Regions from separate parts of the Homo sapiens genome. Here region 1 is linked to region 2. The links are chromatin loops, found by intact Hi-C in ENCODE. Cell type or tissue: PC-3. All regions are shown on one strand. Links, peaks and the distances in the headings refer to the core of each region. The heading gives the core; the rest is flanking DNA. Region 1 has its middle 31 kb from the start of STK39. Region 2 holds the start of LOC124906088 (a long non-coding RNA gene).

What was found. A loop is a pair of places that touch in the nucleus more often than their neighbours do. Peaks named below come from ENCODE experiments on the same cell type or tissue, not always from the same donor. Only the 100,000 strongest peaks of a DNase experiment are listed, where the experiment ranks them.
Region 1: it touches region 2 in a loop (5-fold over the local background); 1 of 110 quality-filtered maps calls a loop at or near these places.

The regions. Positions count from the first base shown.
Region 1 is chr2:168,276,310-168,281,699 of GRCh38, forward strand. No RefSeq gene overlaps it. Among named protein-coding and RNA genes, the nearest start is that of STK39, 31 kb to the left of the region's middle. In PC-3, for the core only: no CTCF peak of the experiment used is centred there; no DNase peak of the experiment used is centred there; H3K27ac peaks cover 397 bases.
Region 2 is chr2:168,209,178-168,214,567 of GRCh38, forward strand. All of the region lies in intron 1 of STK39 (serine/threonine kinase 39), which reads right to left. LOC124906088 (a long non-coding RNA gene) reads left to right here and starts at 2,273. Exons shown (of 2, transcript XR_007087283.1): 1 at 2,273-2,355; 2 at 2,822-4,246. RefSeq lists an enhancer at 1,643-2,842. In PC-3, for the core only: no CTCF peak of the experiment used is centred there; a DNase peak (open chromatin) is centred at 2,164; H3K4me3 peaks cover 918 bases; H3K27ac peaks cover 3,853 bases.

The DNA of each region.
Region 1 (5,390 bases), core at 185-5,184, 67 kb after region 2:
TTAAGATTGTTTTATGTATTTTTAAAATTAAATTTTGGTTCAATGTCACTAATTACCTAGATTAGACTTTGGAAAATTGGCATATTTATAGTGCTAGGTTTTTCCCCAGTTTTCACATGATTTTTTTTTCTTTTTGAGACAAGGTCTCATTCTGTCACCCAGGCTTGAGTACAGTGGCATATTCACAGATCACTGCAGCCTCGACCTCCCAGGCTCAAGTGATCCTCCCACCACAGCCTCCCAAGTAGTTCAGACTACAGGCATCTGCCACTACACATGGCTAATTTTTGTTTTGTATTGTTTTGTTTTGTGTTTTATAGAAATGGGATTTCCTCATGTTGCCCAGGCTGGTCTTGAACTCCTGAGCTCAAGAGATCTGCCCACCTCAGCCTTCTTTGGGCCAGGATTACAGGTGTGAGCCATCATGCCCAGCCTTACATGATTCTTTAAGCAAGTTTATTTCTCTAAAAATAGGACAATCATATGATTTATAAATAATGACAAATTTACGCCATCCTTTCTAGTATTTATCATATTTACTTTGATTTGGAGACAAATTGCATTGGCTAACTCTGAAAAGACAATAGTAAAAAATAATGATTGTATTGATATCTTGCTTGTGATTTAATGAGAATGTGTCTAATTTTCCCATATCAAGAATAATGTCAGTTGGTAGTTATGAATAAATAAATACTTGTATGTATGGGGGTATAGGAAATAATTTATTCTTAAGAATGTAAGAAAGTTTTTATTTCATAAATATGTAAATATTCCATTTTATTTTACTAATGCTGACTTCTGTATTCAGCTCTAATGTTTTCTCATATACAAGGATTATGAGGGAAGCAAGGTGGATTTTTAAAACTTAGTGTGTTTACATTGTTCAAGCAAGGTGGATTTTTAAAACTTAAGATTATTTATATTGCTCAAGCCCATCTACTACAACAATGCTTCTTTTAGCACTTAAAAATCACCCAGAGTGCTTATTAGAACACAGGTTCCTGTCCCCTCATCTCCTGAAATTCTTGTTCATTAGGTCTGGGTTGGGGCTCAAGTGCTGCGTTTCAGACAAACTTTCAGGTGATGGTGCTGCTACTGGTCTATAGACAAACTTTAAATGGCACTGTACTAATTAACAGGTGACTCACTCAAGGTGCTCTTGAGCAAGCCGACCCAGAATGTCTCTATGACTTGTCATCTAAGCCTTCCTCATCTCATTTCACCTGCTGCTCTATTCAAAAGCCTCCTATATTTCACTAAAATCCTCCGTCTTAGTGAATCCTTCCATAAAACACATAATTAGCACTTACATCATGCACATATACTTTTTTTCATTTTAATATGTTACATGGATAAAAGCCTCCTTGATCAGCAGTAGTAGGATCTTCTTGGTAGTTCTAATCACTGGTATTTAGGCAACAAGTATCAGTACCTTACGGGTACCTCAACATGCCTTCTCTTTTTCTTTCACAATAATAAAATATTTGGCTGAGTCCATGGAAGTCAGAAATAAATAGAACATTTTTGAGCCTCCATTGCAGCTAAGATTAGTTCTGTCATCAGTGGGATTTAGGAGGAGGTAGAGTATGGCACTTTCCAGGAACCTTCCTTACCAGACAGCTCCCAAACACCCATTGTCTCCCATTCTCCCTTTCCTCCATTTGGTGGCTTGGCATGAGTTACCATACCTGGCACCATAAAGTTAAGGCCACACACAAGAAGTAAGTAGAAGGAGTCCAGGTCCCTGTCACCATGGAAAGCCTTGCCATGGAAAGCTCTGGACCACCTGTCTAGAGCTCTACAAGAAAGAAGTACTCATTTCTCTCCTGTTTAGCTGATTGTTAGTTCGGGTTTTCTGTCATTTGCAGCTGAACCTAATCTTTTTTTGTTTGTCTTGTTTTGTTTTGTTTTGTTTGTTTGTTTTTGAGATGGAGTCTCACTCTGTCGCCCAGGCTGGAGAGCAGTGGCTCAATCGATCTCAGCTCACTGCAAACTCCGCTTCCCAGGTTCAAGCGATTCTCCTGTCTCAGCCTCCCGAGTAGTTGGAACTACAGGCATGCACCACCACGCCTGGCTAATTTCTTTGTATCTTTAGTAGAGACAGGGTTTCCCCATGTTGGTCAGGCTGGTCTCCAACTCCTGACCTCAAATGATCCGCCTGCCTGGGCCTTCCGAAGTGCTGGGATTACAGGCATGAGTCACCCCGCCCAGCCAGCTGAACCTAATCTTAACTAAATCAGTGGGGCAATTAGAAGAGGTATCTAAAAAGTTAAGTCTCAGCAAAGGAACCCTTTGTTCCAACCTGACGAACTCCAACAGTCTCGTTTGTGTGGTTACAGGATTGTAAACATTTAGATCCTGTCAATGCCTTAAAACATCTAATTGACCAAGACATGCTCTCATAAATCCACTAATTTAGTACATTCTGTTTCTGTTGCCACATAGTACATAATATGCTTGTGTACATAATTACATAATTAAATGCTTATAAACCCTCTGAGCAAATACATTTATGTGCTTATCATTAACCTAAAACATTTCTCTCCTGATAGGTATTACTCATCATTTCCACATCTGTTACATGATTCTTTTTAAATTTCTTCCCTTACCGTATTCCTCCCCCACCAAAAAACTAAAAGAATCATGTAGACATTTATGGCCGTATTTCTATATATTTAAGTTCAATCTCATCATGTCCTCTCTCAATTTTTTCACAATTTGTGATTATTAAATAACATATTGACCAAGAATTCATATTCAAAGGAAATGAATACTCAGTAGAGTATAATTGTGTGTGTGTGTGTGTGTGTGTGTGTGTGTGTGTGAATAAAAAAATGATAGACTTCAGGTTACGATTTGATCAGAAGCTTTGAAAAGAGAATAATCTGTAGATATAAGTACTTAAGTGATAAGTTGAAATTGTTCTTACTTTTTATTTCCATTTTGGTGACCACGGAGATACTATAAGCAAAGAACACCATCAGAGATTAGCTATGGGTAGCAGTGATATTATTTGGTCTTAAATCTACATATTCTCTGTTTTTTGTTAGCATTATAATCAGTTCCTGTTTTTATGTTTCATGATAAAGGCAAGTGGATTTTTGTAATACTTAACTATTTATTATAAAGTTTTTGCTGTGTCTCCCCAGACTGGACCATTTATCCATGAAGCTTGAGTGACTAGAAGGCTTGTTAGACTTGTTCATTATAGGAAAATGTGCTTGCTCACTTGTCATTAAATGTATCAGTTGTGTGCTAAAGCCTACTCACACCAGCCTGCAAAAGCCAGTGAGGAATATATCTTCCCAACTCTGCTTTCAGTGACTTCATGTTATTTGCTTGAAATAAGCCAGAGTAGGAATATTATTGACACCACCAAAATAGGCAAATGCTAAAAATCACAGCTCTTTTCTTACCCTAGAGAGCTGGTTGTAAAATATTTACCAGCACATTACTAAAATATTTGTTTTAAGAAATTTAATCTGCTCACTTAAGTTGTAAATGAACTCACTAAATTTGTGTTAATTAATTTACCGTTCTATCTACTATGTATTTCTTATTAAGCATGGAACATTTTGATTCACTCTTATACATATGGAAAAATTGAACTCTGGCAGAGTTTATTCAAAAATTTGTCTTTGTACTTATACTTGCTTTTTCAGTTTCTCTCTTTTCTTATTTAATTTTTGTCCACTCGATATATAAAAACAGATGGAGGTATGTTTAAATATTCCCACTAATGGTTTTGTCAGTTTCATATTTTAAAGTTATATCATTTAGCTTATAGAAATTAATACTGTATTTCTGTTGTGTATTCTACCCTTAATATAAAATGATTCTTTGTTCCATTTAATGATCTTTTTCTCAATTTCTAGTTTGATAATAATAATGGCACTTTTCCTTTGTTTTACTCTCACACATAACTTTATTTTTACCTTTTTATTAACAAGTTATACTTGGACATGATTTTTTGACTCAATATGAAGATCTTTATTATTTAACTTCAAGTTACTTGTATTTATTAAGGAATGGATATACATGGTTTCCCTTCTTTTTTTATATATTTTATGCTTTCTTGCTGTTTTTTTAAAAATTATTTACTATGTTGTGTTAGGATCCTTGCTTTTTTCCCCTTTTGGTGATTTGACATTTTTATTTTGTTAATGGTTAAACTACACTGTCCATATTTCAATTTTTTTATTATGGACCAATCTTTGATTGCCTAGAATAATTTTAAGAAGTATATGTGATAAATTAGAAAATTTTTTGCAGCTAACGCTACAAAATATGATTCCCTCTCCAATATAGGGTTGCCAGCAATTAGGTAGCAAAACACTCACAGCCCAATTAATAAACAGGCATAGGATATGAACAGAAAGAAATACAAATGATCTTTAAACTTATGACAACATATTTACCTTTCTTTTTTTGCTTTTTGAGACAGGGGCTTGCTATGTTGCCCAGGCTGGAGTGCAATGGCTATTCACAGGTGTGATCATAGCACACTATCACCTCCAACTCCTGGCTTTAAGTGATCCTCTCACCTTATCCTCCTGAGTAGCTAGGACTACAGGCAGGGGCTAGTGCTCTGGCATCTAACCTTTTTTTTTTTTTCATCATTTTGAATTTGTCTTTTTAAGTTCTGGGAAAATTTCTTGAACATGTTTCCTAATTCCCTGAATCAAAGTTTTATCATATTTCATTTGCTTTTATTTCTTCTTATTGTTTATAATTTAGGAGCTGTGATTTGCATTTCCAAGAGCTCTTTCCTACTCTCAATTATTTTCCTTTTCATGGTTATGTGTCATAGTTTTATCAATGTATTGTCTTTATCAGTCTTGTTGAAAGCATACATTAGAAGTTTCCAAACTTCTTATTTCTTCAGGAACAACTTACTGTGATGATTCAGATTGGCTGCAGCTGTTCAAAATGTTATATATGTTTCTATATCTGATGATTTTCTCCCATCATCCTAAAGAGATTCTAGTTATACCGCTAATCACAATAGCTAGTGTTTATTGTGCATTTATTATAAGACAAGATTTGTGCTAAAGGATCCACACATGCCATTTAAGTAATCTTCACAACAGCTAGAAGTAATCTTCACAACAGCTGGATGCTAAATATTACTATCCTCATGTCCTAAGGGTACTACAAGTTCTCCACCCTTTCACAAGAATAAGATTACTTCACAGAGTATTCTGGGCACCGCCCAATCTACCCACCTGCAAGAAATGAACTACTGAACTGAAAGGAGAGTGCTTCATTTCTTGCAGGTGGGTAGATTGGGATGTGCATTTCCCCCACCTGTGCAGAAGATCTATTTTTCCCAGCTACTACCTCCAAGCCAAAAGTGTTCTGGTATCCACAGCTATAGTTCAGTTAGCTTT
Region 2 (5,390 bases), core at 287-5,286:
CACAGAAGCAGTCTCATAAATTTTTACTGATGATGATGAAAGTCTTAAGCAAAATCAAATAACTTTTAATAAGTTAGATTTTTTTAAAGTGATGGAAAATACAGAGACCACCAGAAAAACATGTATTTTGGGGAAAAAAGCTCAACTATGAAGGTAGGTGTATTCTTAGATATATATAACTTTGAAACCTTTCTCTTACTATAAGAAACTAATGTAAGGCCTGGCGCGGTGGCTCACGCCTGTAATCCCAGCACTTTGGGAGGCGGAGGTGGGCAGATCCCCTGAGGTCAGGAGTTTGAGACTAGCCTGACCAACATGGAGAAACCCCATCTCTACTAAAAATACAAAATTAGCCGGGCACGGTGGCACATGCCCGTAATCCCAGCTACTTACTCGGTTGGCTGGGGCAGAAGAATCACTTGAACCCAGGAGGCAGAGGTTGGAGTGAGCCGAGATCGCACCACTGCACTCCAGCCTGGGGCGACAAGAGCAAAACTCTGTCTCAGAAACAAACGAAAAGAAAGAAACTAATGTAATTAGGCTGGGTGCGGAGGCTCACGCCTGTAATCCCAACAGTTTGGGAGGCCGAGGCAGGCAGATCACTTAAGGTCAGGAGTTCGAGACCAGCCTGGCCAACATGGTGAAACCCAGTCTCTATTAAAAATACAAAAACTAATCAGGCGTGGTGGCAGGCGTCTATAATCCCAGCTATCCAGGAGGCTGAAGCAAGAGAATTGCTTGAGCCTGGGAGGCAGAGGTTGCAATGAGCCAAGATCACCATTACATTCCAGCTTGGGTGACAAAGTGAGACTCTATCTCAAAAAAAAAAAAAAAATAGGAAAGAAAGGAAAGAAAGGAAGGAAGGAAGGAAGGAAGGAAGGAAGGAAGGAAGGAAGGAAGGAAGAAAGAAACTCATGTAATTAGAAAAACCTCAATTCTCACCCATGCTGCAAAAATGGCACACCAACTCTGAAGACATCCATTGATAAAATAGGCATATATGTGCTTACTTCTTTTGAGTCATACTATCACTACTGTGAACATATTGGAAACTGACACTTTTCACAAATATCACCTGCAATTTTAAAAATTAAAAGTGTAAACCCAAAGAATTGCAATGCAAATATCAAAAGTTCACCTCAAAGGTCATTTATCACCATTTTTTTCCCACCCCTTCTTGAAATGCTGGCTCAGAGAATTGCTATGAAAGAAAATATGTTGTGGTTTCATTAAAATTTCTAACTTAGAGATGTTGCAAACTTCATTATCAGTTACTGGATCATACAAGCTGCACACACATCAAGACACCTACTCCCATTAGTTAAGCAAACTATCAAACTTTGTTGTTTTGTTTTGTTTTGAGACGAAGTCTTGCTCTGTCGTCCAGGCAGGAGTGCAGTGGCATGATCTTAGCTCCCTGCAACCTCCGCCTCCTGGGTTCAAGCGATTCTCCTGCCTCAGCCTCCCTAGGAACTGGGACCACAGGCACCTGCCACCACACCCGGCTAATTTTTATATTTTTAGTACAGATGTGGTTTTGCCATGTCAGCCAGGCTGGTCTCAAACCCCCGACCTCAAATGATCCTCTCACCTCAGCCTCCCTAAGTGCTGAAATTACAGACGTGAGCCACTGCGCCCAGCCTCAAACTTTGAATAACGGATTTAAAATCTGAACAGGAAAATCTTTAATCTCCTCTTTGTTTTCAGCAGGAACACTAGAGAAGAGACAATCTACACAAAATAATATACAACTTAATTATAATTTCACTTGTCTTTCTCTGAAATAAGGCAAAAAAAATGCTCATCAAAATTTCAATGGTGAGTAGTCATTATATGGTTAAAAAGAGAAAGTATAACGTATTAGTCCGTTTTCTCTATTTACGTAATCACAATGAACAAACTGAAACTTCAGTTCCTCTAAATCCAACTTTAAAATCTTGCACCCTCAATATTCTAGGGCAAAAAAAATTATTAATTAGCTATAAATCTAGACAATAAAAATATTTTAACTTAGATCCACCCAAAAGGCAAAGAATGACTGTTATCTCTCCCACCCCATCTATCTCATCTCAAGAGTGTTACTAAATATGGATGTATTGCTCAACTTCCCTGCTCCACACAAGTATAGACTGCAACTAGAGTGACTGTTCTTCATTTCAAACACATGAGTCAAGAGGAAGTAGTAGTAATTATTTATTGGTCAGCACACATTCATCAGGTACTCACCACATATGTGCACCTGTTTATAAGGGTCATTTCTGTTCTAGAGTTTACCAGAGTTCACCAACCCTGTGAAGAGACAGGCCAGGAGTTCAGCCTTCTCAACCATGCTTTGTGCCTTCAACCTCTAAACCAGTGAGTTCTGGGTAATATTTGATGATAGGAAGTATTCCTGCCTTAAAGATGGGACTTTATATCTGCATCTGCCTTCCAATTTATTCTTATATTTTAATTTTACTTAGTTGTGGGTAGCAAACATACTGTCTACTTGATAAAGCATCATCAACGCCCTGTCTTACGTCTCTGAGGAGCTCATGAGAGGAATCTGTACTAGTCACTGTGCAAGAGTGGAAAATAATCTGTCAGTGTAGCTGTGTGCAAACACCTCCTCTTTCTGCACAGGGCGTTCATGTATAAATTCCTATGCCTGGTTCTGAAAGCAAAATTCTGACACAAACACTCACTGGTTCTCTTATTAACTAAGTCTATACCATAATCAGGGTGTGCATACCAGCTGCTGGGAATGGAGAGGTGGTGGTTAACTGCCCCACTCTGTCACAGTTACTTTCAAAAATGACTTACTGATCATTATTCGTTTTAGTTCCACAGAAAGAATGAGACATCTCAGTTGAAACTAATACCCAAAAGGAACCTGAATGGCACCTTTAAAAAATATCTCATCCAGTCATCCAGAACCTTTGTTTCTCTCACTTTAGAAGAGGTGAAAGAAGAAAGCTTGAGTCGTAAATTGAAGACCTTCCTGTTACCTTCCTTTTACAGAAACAAAAGCAGCTTGTCAGGCAAAGATTATCTGAATACCTTGTGCTTAACAAACAGACCAGACGAATATATTCGTTCAGTGGAGTGTTTGCGTAAGGAAGCTACTGAAACTTACTGTTCTTGAGAATGTTTCCTCCCCATCTCACCTGCAGGGAAAGAGCACCGACTTCCTCCCTAACCTTAAGTACAGACCAATAAGCCCTCCTGAACAAGCCTTCATTCATGAAGTTGTCTGTTCTGACCCACCTCTCCACATTGCCTTGGCCAACTCTCCTGACCCTGTGCTCCTGGGAAAATTACTCAACCTCTCTGAGCCATGTGAGATGTGAAAAACCTCAGTTAAATGTCTGAAAAGGGCTCACTGGTATAACCTGATAACTGTTTAGAGCATGCCTCAAAGAGCACTAAGTTGCAAAGAAGAACTCATTCCATGCTCCATGACTAACCTTAAACCAGGCATTCACAACTTGAAATGTGTTCATAGCATAGCCCTGTAAACTTCAGGTAAAGGTCACATTTCAGACCTTTTTTGTAAACAGTAAATTATAATAGTAAGTTACACGTGAAGACACTGTCCTTACAACACATCATATCATGACCAGTACAGCCTAAGGGTCCTCCGATCATCCTCTCCCTCCTGGGTTCCTTGTAAATGTTCCCAGTGTTACTGGTTTGGTATATCTCTTTCTGGTCCTTTTTCCTAGCCATTTATACATACATCCTTGAAACCACAAAAAAGATAAAGCAGAAGAGTATAGACTCCAGGATAGCCATTATGGAGGAGAATCTGCCTCTGCCAATATTTAGTCATATTAAGTACATAAATATCCCATGATCCATTCATCCTGTTGGATGTGTCTCCCAGTGACTCGACCCACAGATCCATGAGTGCATGTTCACAGATGTTCCCTGCAACGCTGTGTGTGGAAACTGGGAGTTGCAAGAAGAGATAAGGAAACCCATGGTGACAGCAAATGTCTAACAAGGTAGATAGATGGATTAATCATAAGAACATAGCGCTGAATTTAGAAAGTGAGAAATACTAAGTGCTAGAGCACAAAACTATTTGTGTAGATTTAAAAACACACAAATCTCATCTGCCATAATAACCACATACCTCAAATGATTGCCATGAGTAGGGTAAAACATGAAAATAGTCCCTGTCATGTGTTAAGCACTTAGTAAATATTCACTATTGTTAGATAAAAAGATGTTCACAGTATACTATAAACTTTCTATTACAAAACTTCATTTATGATATCGTCCTTTCTCAAGTGCTTTTTTCCTATTAAAAAAAAATATATAGAGGACCAGCCTGGGCAAAATAGCAAAACCCTGTCTCTACAAAAAACAAAAACATTAGGCGGGCATCGTGATGTGTGCCTGTATTCCCAGCTACTCGGGAGGCTGAGGTGGGAGGATCACCTGAGCCCAGGAGGTGGAGGTTGCAGTGAGCCAAGATCACACCACTGCACTCCAGCTTAGCCTGGGTGACAAAAGCCAGCCATATTTAAAAAAAAAAAAAAAAAAAAGTGTAAGACAAACTGGAACACCATGTGAAAAACTGCATAGAGCAGTTAACCTTGGGGGGAATGTTTATATGTTTTTAGCTTATTTTCCTTGCTTGCTCATATTTCTATAATGAATATATATGACTTTAGAATTTTCTTTAATCCTTAATGTTCCTTTCAATATGGTTTCTGACAAACAAAAATTAGAAACATCCTAAAAATCCATCAAAGGCTAAGTAGTTCAATTATGGTATATACGAATAGTAGAATATTCTATAGCCACTTTTTATCAACCTGATAAACAGTATAATGTTGTGTGGAAAAAGGCAGGCTCTGAAATCGCCCACGTGAAGACCTGAGAGGCCGGTGGACAACAGTGGTGGAGCAGCATGGACTCTAGAGCCAGCCTGCCCACCTCCACATCCTAAGCTGTCATGCAATCCCAGGCAAGTCACTCGGCATCCCTGAGCCTCAAGCCTCATCTGCAGAACAGGGTGATGACGGTGCCTGCCTAGTGGGGTTGCTGTAAGCAAATGTGAAAGATGTCAAAAATAACAACAACAACAACAAAAAAAAAACACAAGGTCCACTAAAAAGTGGGTACATTTTATCTACGTAAATTAGATCTCAATAAAGATTGATTTGAAAATACATGCATGCGAAAGATCACATATTGTTTAATTCCATTTATATTCTGGATAGTGTATCCAGAATAGGTAAATCACATACTGTTTAATTCCATTTGTATTCTGGATATGACGTATATCCAGAACAGGTGGTCGCCAGGGGCTGGGAGAAGGGAAAATGGAAAGTAACTGTTTCATGGTATGGGGAATGGTGGAAATGTTTTGGAACTAGACAGAGGTGATGGTTAAACAA